3 separate regions of the Homo sapiens genome follow, and all the other regions are linked to region 2. The links are chromatin contacts, found by Hi-C or POLR2A ChIA-PET in ENCODE. All regions are on one chromosome and are shown on one strand. Each heading gives the region's core, a stretch centred on a gene start or an enhancer-like site at or near the end of the contact. The rest is flanking DNA. Distances are from core to core; before and after follow the strand shown. Region 1 has its middle 200 kb from the start of LINC01994. Region 2 has its middle 38 kb from the start of LINC02031. Region 3 has its middle 97 kb from the start of LINC01994.

The links. Hi-C counts contacts between places; a loop is a spot of excess contacts on that map. ChIA-PET counts read pairs that join two places held with the same protein, here RNA polymerase II (POLR2A). Pooled maps may share reads with other maps.
Region 1: a map of astrocyte of the cerebellum shows a loop between it and region 2 (5-fold over the local background). The contact joins two enhancer-like sites. A Hi-C loop is called at or near these places in 2 of 168 maps with a recorded cell type or tissue (Caco-2 and astrocyte of the cerebellum) and 3 of 50 pooled maps. POLR2A ChIA-PET finds 5 or more read pairs at or near these places in 1 of 52 experiments (Caco-2).
Region 3: a map of Calu3 shows a loop between it and region 2 (5-fold over the local background). The contact joins two enhancer-like sites. A Hi-C loop is called at or near these places in 7 of 168 maps with a recorded cell type or tissue (Calu3, GM12878, HepG2 and 4 more), 32 of 37 single-sample maps with no recorded cell type and 15 of 50 pooled maps.

Annotation. Positions count from the first base shown.
Region 1 is chr3:182,283,028-182,286,258 of GRCh38, forward strand. No RefSeq gene overlaps it. Among named protein-coding and RNA genes, the nearest start is that of LINC01994, 200 kb to the right of the region's middle. Within about 2 kb of position 1,949, at least 3 of the 41 ENCODE cell types and tissues checked have a DNase peak (open chromatin) inside an H3K27ac peak, as active enhancers do.
Region 2 is chr3:182,680,830-182,683,884 of GRCh38, forward strand. No RefSeq gene overlaps it. Among named protein-coding and RNA genes, the nearest start is that of LINC02031, 38 kb to the left of the region's middle. RefSeq lists silencers at 1,433-1,502, 1,913-1,982 and enhancers at 1,653-1,702, 2,827-2,876. Within about 2 kb of position 1,567, at least 4 of the 41 ENCODE cell types and tissues checked have a DNase peak (open chromatin) inside an H3K27ac peak, as active enhancers do.
Region 3 is chr3:182,387,360-182,390,567 of GRCh38, forward strand. No RefSeq gene overlaps it. Among named protein-coding and RNA genes, the nearest start is that of LINC01994, 97 kb to the right of the region's middle. Within about 2 kb of position 1,857, at least 2 of the 41 ENCODE cell types and tissues checked have a DNase peak (open chromatin) inside an H3K27ac peak, as active enhancers do.

The sequences.
Region 1 (3,231 bases), core at 699-3,198, 400 kb before region 2:
TGCTAACAGAGGGACTCTAGGAAGATTTGGGCAGGAGTGATCATATTTGGGTAATTGGGTAAGGCTTGCTTAAAGAAGAGGAATTTGGATTGACCTGGAAAAGATGAGTATAATTTCTATAAACACACACAGAAGTAGACGGGAAAAGCATTCCAGGGACAGACACTAACTTGGGCAAAGATACAGAGATGGGAAAGTGCAGGGCAGGTTTAGGAAAATAGAAAATGTCCAAGGGGGAGAAAAAGTATATTTTTAATAAGCTTAAATTCCAAGCTATTCTCTATGGTGTGTTCTGTTTAAAGGTCAACATGAATGGAGAGAGATGGACTTAGCCCCTTTTCTTGAACATCCACAGGGGTGGCTCAGAACTCTCAGGGCTAAGAAAGCTACAGCTTTGTATTTCTCTGGTACAGAAATCCAAAGGACTTTTATTTGTAGAATGAAGAAGGCATTCTCAAAGTTTTTCTTAGAAAAGTGATACAGTAAGGATGAGCAGATACTTAGTAAACTAAGTAAAAATGGGTTTCCAGAATGCTGTTTCTCCTTTTCCTAATTCAGACCAGTATATTTTCTGTCTTTTCACTTACCCACCTAACCTAGCCTTGCACCAAAACAGACTTAAGGTTCTTACAATAATGCACACAATTCAGCAATATAGGTTAAATTAAAAATAAAACGAGGCAAATATATTTATCAAAGGGATGCTGTGCAGATATTGTTCATTCCATTACTCAGAACCCTTTCTAAGAACAGCTAAAGGAGATATTTCTTTCTGGTCTCTTTATCTACATTTTTGTTCTTTGTTTGAAAAATTGATTTGTTTTTATTTTTATGTATATACTGAATCTTATAACTAACAGTGTTTCCTTCCTTTTATTGGCTTCTAGAAATGGCAGAGCCGAATTTGTGCCTTACCTTTAGGAAATATAAAAAAGATTTCATGGCTTAAATTTTGTGCATCAACCTCACTTTTGGCTCTATAGCCATGAAAAATGTTTTGCCCTCTGATCAATCTAAAGTTAAGAAACATAGAAAGTATGCTAAGTTATCTGTGTAGGTTTTTTTCTTAAGAAAATTTGCAAGAGTGTTTTCAAGCAGGACAAATATAATTTCACTAGGAAAATAGAATTTGGATATCTCCACTATGAAAAGCTGTAGTTGAGTCAGAAAATAGCAAATCCATTGTGTCCCTTTTTTTAAAACAATCAATCTTTTTGAATTTTCCCCAACAATTCCCCACCCACACCTCCACCTCACCCCAAATAGTCTTCAAATAAGCATTTGGGAAAAAAGTATTAATAATAAAGCCAATCTCTTCAGGCACTTTCACACATACAGCACCACTGTCAGGTTGAGAGTCTTCAATAAAATATTTTTAGTATGTACATTATATAACACTGTCTCCATAGAGAGCCAAACCACAATACCTTGTTCAGAATAGGTGCTTAATAAATACTTGTTAATTATATTTAATGTGTGTGTGCATGCCTGTTTACATTGGACCCACCGATAAAAAGGATTTTTGTATTGCAAGCAAAATACAAAAATTTATTTACAATCACTCAATGCTATCCTCAACTCTAATACAGCTATAGCTGAACCTAGTTACACAGTAAGCAGAAGCTTTCTTTTAATCCAATGAGCCTTGTAGCTTTGATAAACTTAAGTCTGTCCTTCCTGATATTTGTTTTGCTGTAACCACTGCCTTGTCTATGGGCTCTTGATAATAAAGTATTTATGGGTCTTCCATCGGGGAAAAAGAATCACAGATGCAGCTTTTCTGGTTGCTCCCCGACTCTACCTGTTTCAGGGTGTGGAGGAGAGGGAACTAGAATCCACAAAAGGATTCAGTTCTGGCTGCCTTCCTTCACCTGTTCAGCAGGTGGGCCCCAGGTGAGCGCCAGACTCCTGGGTTCGGCAGAGTTACTCTGCTCCTTTGTTTAATCACCAGTTGCTTTCTCTGCCTGTTTGTTTTTCTGGTTTGGTTTCCTGTCCTGTTCATTACTCAGTTCGTTCTTCCTTGTTTGTTCTGTCTCCTGTGTGTTTCTGCAGGTTACCTTGCTCCTCAGCACCGGAAGGCTAATATCCTTTGTTCCTTGTAATCTGCTTTCCCATGGTGGCAGGGAGTTGGTAGACACATGCATACATGTTTGGTGTACAGGGAGAAGGCTAAAGAGTTACCTGAGCATGATGAGTTTGTAGAAATGGCCATATCTTTGGTAAAGGAGCAATTCTCACCTTCCTCCTTGACCCTTACGTACTCAAAGGATTTCTAAAGAGAAATCTTTGGAGTAGGGGGTTGACACTCTTGAGTGCTAGTTTGGTTATGTTTTGTTTTGTGTTTTAACTTCTTAACTCAGCATACTTTTTACCAAGTAAACATGAACTTGTGGTGTTTAGAAATTTGAACACAACAGCAAACTGCTGTACAAAATTGCTCTCTCTGAAAAACAATTCCTATAACCAACTGCAAAAAAAAGTGAGAGATTTCTGTGGTCTCAGCTGTCACACACAGAATCATTTGCCCCTGGTAAGGGCAATTGTTGAATATGTGATCATTTAAAGTGTTGGGACAAAAGCATAGGATGAGATGATTTTTAAGTTCCACTGCCTGTTTTTGAGCTTGTTTTAAATTTAATTTGAACAAACCCAGGCTGCTCAAATCAGAAATTTGGGCTCACAAAAGAATCTTGATTATTATGAACCCCACTAATTTGGAATTTTTTTAGCATTTGGAATCATTCTAATGGACTTAACAAGAGTGTACTTTATATAACCCGAGGGGAAAAGCAAACTCAAAATTTTGAATATAAAATGCAGCTATCAGAATGCTTAGGCAAAATTGTTTCTAAGTCCTATAAAGAGTAACCCAAACCTCTCAAGTCTTAGAAAAATCACTTAATAAAAATGGTGAAATCTTCACTCCTGGAGATTGTGATGCAGTTGGTCTGAGGTGGGAATTGGAAAGCTATATTTTAGTGAATGCTCTTCAGATGATTCTTACTATTAGACAAGTTTCAGAAACCCTTCTTTTGAAGCATCCACCAAAAATTTATACAAAAATTACAAACCAGTATTCTCCATTGAGAAACCAACTTTCCTCTGCCACAAATTTCACTACTTAGGAAATACCAAGAATCTAGTTATAATCATTGATTATACCTGAAAGTAATAATTCAATTCCCAAAGCAAGCATCTCTTCAACACCTCACTGTGCAAAAGATTGCCCTA
Region 2 (3,055 bases), core at 317-2,816:
AAACTTGTCACTTCAACCAAAACCAGGTGAGATATAAAAGGGAATTACACATTCAGTTGGAAGGAGATACATACAGAAAACCCCTTAAAAACCGGGATCTTTTTTCTATTCATATCTTTCATAATAGTGAATCAGAAAAAGGTAAATTAAAGGTTGTTTGGGAAATTGACAGATCTTTCTTTGGTATGATACCAGGCTCAAGATCCTGTGCTTGTCAGACTAAGACTAAGATTGTACTACCTTTTTACTCCATGTGTTATATCCTGAAAAAAATTCCAAGTCCAGGGAAAAACTTGATAAATAGAAGAATGAAAATGTGCTGTCCAAAATATGTAAAAATACCACAAAACAGATTGTAGAGTATTGTCTATAGCCATTTAACTTGCATGTGTGATAAAGAGTATCATCCAAATATAACCTTATGAAATTTTTTTTAACTTCTAGAAGTCAAAAAGTACCCAAACACACACACATACACACAAACTTATGCTTTGTAGACGGGAGGGAGGTTTGCCATATGTGCGACAAACCGAAGGTTAAATCCTTATTACCTAAAACACAGCTTATAAATTCATAAGAAAAAGATAACTTATCATAATAAATGAATAATATTAAGCAATTCACAAAACAAGAAATTCAAATGTTCTACTAACTTTTTATTCTTTTATTCATTCAATCAATATCTATTGGGCATTTGGTATGTGCTCAGCATAATACAAGACACCAGGTACATGGTGATGAGCAAAAACTGGCCCTTCTCTGTAATTATTCGCAATATAATATTAAACCCAACTTACAATAAAAGAAATTCAAAATAAAATGGTGCCAGGGAATAATCAGACAAGTGTAGAATTGCATACAAAAATATTAATTGAGCTATTATAATAAGGAAAACTTGAAACTACCTTAATGTTTATTAATTCACTGTAAGTTAAATAAATGGATATAGACACTAAATTTGTCCCTAAAAATATGTAATGTCATTGGACAATTCCCACTGCAAAATATGATGGAAAAAAGCATGTGATACTGATGTTTAGATATATGCAAATTTCATATTTTCTACAGTAAAAGTATTATTCTAATAATTAAGGAAAACGCTTTTTAAACAACCAACATGAATGCTTTTGACAGGGATGCCATCGTGTAAGTTAATTGCCAAATAAACTAAATAAACTTTTTTTTTTACTATTATTCTTCAGTTGACAAATAAAAACTGTATAATTTACATTGTATGACATAATGTTTTGAAATATACATAAATATGCTTTCTTGGATGCTCACAATTTGGGTACACTTTGGAGCATACTGGAAAATGCTCCTAACGTTGGAAGCAACACAGTCCCCTTACTTGAGCGATAAAATGTTACTTTGTTCCTTAAATTAAAGAAAGGTTCGAAGTTTAGTTTGACATTCACCTCTGCCTTTATAAAACAAACACAGCCTATAAAATAACTTAAACGCCCAGAGTGCCGAGTTTCGTCGGGCCCTGGCTGCGCCGGGCCGAGCCCTGCCCCGCGGAGGTCGCCGCCCAGCACGGTCTGCAGATGGCAGCCTCTCGCGGAAAGCCCCGCAACGCCGCTTCCTGCCTGGGGGCGGCACTTGGGGCCCGCGCCGGGGTTTCAGAAACCTGTTCGAGCCGTTCCTTTATGGCGGAACGTTCTTATTTAGTAAATATTTATTCCACTCCCCGAGGACCCAGCACTAATCACTGCCACTTCTCTTTAATAATAAATGGTGAACTTCAAATGCGGCAGAACTCAGCCGGCTAATCAGTGCTCGCCGGGAGGTGCAAAACTGTCTGAAGCCCACCGGTGGACATGAAAGACGGAACATTTCCTGTTCCAGCTCTCGGTGGCCCAGAATAAACTTCAGCCGAATGAGAGGATGTCTAGGCGGCCGCCCCCCGCGCGCCGGCCCGGGAGCCCGGGTTCCATCTGCCCGCGGCCCGGAGGTGCGCCCCTGCCCGCTTCGCCCCGGGGACCCTCGGAACCCGCGGCTCTGCCCTCCACACAATCTGGGCTGCCGCTCCCTTGGGCTTTTCGTGAAAGCTTCCTTTTAAATTCGCTGTTTGGTCGCAAGCCATTTAGCCCTTTCCGTGGGCCCGGGCGAGGGGCGGAGAGCGGAGAGCGACCCGAGCTCCTGGGAACCTGGGGGCTCCGCGCTGGGGACTCCAGGCCGCCCGCCTCGGCTCTGGCCAAGGGGTCAGCACGTGGGGTGGCGTTTGCCCCAGCATTCCAGCCCTTTGGTCTCCAAAGGCTTTTTGTATTCACTAGGGAAGGTAAGGGCCGCCCCTTTAATGGTTGCATTTTGGAATGTAACAAACTATGAGGACCACCCGGTACGCTTGCGTTGGCATCATACGAGCCCCGCGGTCCCACCGTCACCCACGGCTGATTTGGAAATGCCACGGGGCCTTTGGACATATGGAAAGACTTTTGGCCCAGACACAATAATAAAAATATTCAAAACGTCTTGAGACATAACTCATTTATCTACAATTCTGTTTACTCAAGGTGTAATTTTCATTCTATATTGCCCATTCTGGTGAAGACATGAGTGTTTGAAGCGGGCTGACTATAGTTTTATGATAAGCCATATTTTAGCTTTAAATAAGAACTGCATTGCCTCCAAAGTATTCCATCTTTTGTGTAACAGAGACCCACAGATCCTAAGTGAAATTTGTTCTCAAATTTAACACATTTCTGTAACATATTTAAACCTGAGTTAATTTAGAATGGGTTGCTGGCACCACTGGGATTGATACTGAAATGGTTTTGCCTCATTCACATCGAGCCCTGCAAATGTACTTTAAATTCTACGCTCTTAATAATCCCTAGGCATGGAGAAAAGATTGGAAGTTCTTTTTCTACAACCGCTCACTGAAAACAACACAGTGCACGGTTTCAGTGATGAGCTTGGAGTGCCCCTCTGTGGAAGAAGGTGGGCACTGCAATTTTTCTTTCCTAAATTGACTTGCCGGTGTCTTAGGAACTGTGGTTCTTTACCTCTGCCAACCATGAAATTCGATGTTACTTTTCCATTAACTTTTGTG
Region 3 (3,208 bases), core at 607-3,106, 290 kb before region 2:
AGGTTATCATGAAGATTATTGAGATGGCGCTTAGCACAGAGCACAGTATAGAATAATGCTCCAGTGTTAGCTTAAAAAAAAAATAAAGAGCCAAAGGAAACACTAGTCATCATTTCTGGCCCTCAGTTTTCTCATCTCTCAGATGAGGCATTTGGCCTCAGAAACGTCTACATACCCTCTAACTGTGACATCCTATATTTTACCCCATGATTCTAATTCTACTTCTAGTCTATTCAAATCCACAACTTTTCATAGGCTCAGGCTGAATAAATTATGATCCATCCATATAATGAACCACCATCCAGCCATGGGATGACATCTACCTATATTATTGAGGGGGAAAAACATAGTTACAAACCAGTTATTAACAGCATAATTTGATTTTTATAAAATGAAATACATAGAAATGGTAATTTCTAACTCATCCTCCACCTGCCCCAATTACTCTAGGCCAACACTGTCTCATAGAAATATAATGTGAGCCACACTATGAGCCATATGTGGAATGTTAAATTTTCTAGCTGCCACATTAAAAGAAACAGATGGAATTTATTTTAATTATATATTTTATTTATTCCAACATAAACGAAATATTCTCATTTCCATATGTAATCATTACAAAAATTACAAAAATTATTAATGAGATATTTTACATTTTTTATATTGTCTTTGAAATCTGGTGTGTATCTTATACTTACAGTACCTTTTAATACAGACTAGCTGCACCCAATAGCTACATGTGGTTAACGGCTACTACATCAGACAGCAACTCTAGGCAAGTAGTCCCCCTCCTCACATTGAATTGGAATTGTCAGACTGAAAAGAGATTCCTTTTTATTTGTCTCATATGCCTATTGCCTAAAACCATTTCCAATGCCTACTGGATACTCAACAGAGATTAATTTGAATGAATACATTTAGTTCAAAGATGGGAGACTTTGCATTTTTAGTCCCCATGTTAATCATAGAATAAAAGGCATTGCACTGCTCCTTAAGGAAGAGCATAGAAATTTTGCAAAGCATCTCCCCTAAATCATACCTTGCAAGTAGTCTCCTACCTTATATAGGAGTAAAATCAGCCATACAGAAATGTAAGATAAGCCCACAAATTAACCAAAAAAAATTTAAAAGACTAAAGCTAATACCAAAACATATATTATAGACAAACGAATGTTAAAAGATAGGTGGGCTAAAATAAATGAATAATAAAAACTTTATTAAATGCCTATTACATTTTAAATAATTTACATATCTCATTTATAATCTTCACTAAAGCTCTGTAAGGTAAGTTAAGTTAGAGGAATGACACAGAGGAGAAAAATTTGGCCATGAAATTGTTAAAACAAACAAAACCACTTTGGGTTTAAATCTTAGCTCTATGACTTAAGGCAGTTTTCTTAATCTCTCTGAACCTCAGTTTTTTTCATCTATAAAATGGTCATTAAAATAAATACCCTTGATTGCTGTGAGGATTTGATTAATTGACACATAAACTTATGAATGATAGCTAGCATTATTATAGTGGGGCTCAATTAAAACAGGAGCTATTGTTATCATCTTGGTTTACAGAAGGAGAGACAAGCTCAGAGGAATAAAACAGCCCCAGTGTCATGTAGCAAGTAAGTAGCTGAGCCAGAATTCAAACCCAGATCTGTCTAACTTGGTGAGCCCATGCACTTTGCACATTACCATGCCTAAGAAGGTCTCATGGCAGAGGCCATAATGTTTGAAAACAGGAAAGACATTTTACAAGAGTATTCACATGGCAGAGGATACAGACTGAACACAATTTCAGGAAAAAGGCATCTCGCTGAACTGAATCAGATCACAGCAGGGAACTGGAGGAGCTCAAGGTGAGTCAGTACAGGGAGTTTGGCTTAAGGAAGGCCTTGAGCCAGTTGGAGGAGTTGAGACTTGATTGCCTCCTAAATCCAGTCATAAATCTGAGAAACAGTTGACCAATCTCTGTGCAATTATGAAGCTCTTCTTTTTCAAAACTTAATTCCTTAGGCTGATAGGAACATTCCTTTATTCAAGTAAAGGCTGAACATATGCTTTTCTACACTCTTCAAATCCTACCCTAAATTTGTCTTAATCCTTTGAGTCTACAGGAGGAGTGGCGTTCATGTTCCTGTATATTAACTGGGTTGTGAAAGAAAAACCAACCAAACTCTTATCTGTGGTTAATACATTGCAACAACCTTGCTCAGGTTAGATCCTTCAGCAGGCCCTTTAAACCAACACAGCTGCTCACCATTAGTTACCCTTTCTCATTTGGCTGTTTGCCTGAACCACCTCATCAATGAGGTATGAGCTACCACACCTGGCATGTTTATGTTTGAACCTAGTCATGTGAGGAACATTACAAACATATATTTTTTTAAATGAAGAAACTGCAGGTACATATATTTAGAATCTGCTTATAAATATGCATGCACCTATATACACATGATAAACATATGTTTTTAAGAAACACATGTAACCAGGGAGTCTCTCCAATTGAAAAGTTCACCAAAAACATTCTAATTATTTTGTTTTTCTAAAGGCTATTCTGTATTTTAAAATTGTTTATTCCTTTTCTCAAATGATTTACTTTGGCATACATTATTGACTTACACACATAATGAAACAAAAACCTACTAGCAAAAATTACTAGTAAAAAGAGGATAAAGTTTCAGGGAGATTGTTATTAACTTTTAATAAAAAGTTATGCCCTGTGATATAAGTTCATGGGCAATTATTTCTCATACTTTTCTAAAACAAATATACGTCTATATATCTATATATACTTGCCAATTTGAAATAAACTGGACAAAAGATTAAAATTGACATCTTATAAATATTTTTAAAGTTTGCAGTCTTCTCAACAAGAAAACAAATTAGACATTACTGATAAACTGAAACATGATTGAAAAGCAAAAAGTATTGTAATTATTCAAGACATTTTCTCCTCCTCTGGCTTGTTAGAGTCCTGGTGGTTTCATTATATGACACTTTTCAGCACTTTTAGCTGGTTTGTGGCGCAACCCCCCCAAAGAAATATGAAGAGTAATTTTCAAAAGGAACTTTTATTTTTAATATGGATTGATTTTTTTAAAGGCAGCTCCAAGCAGCCCAGTATATCAAACAGGAACCATCACACCAATCCCAACACATCAAGGGGCAGTTTTAACACGTGAGGTTTGTTGTTTCTAGCAGGTATCCATGT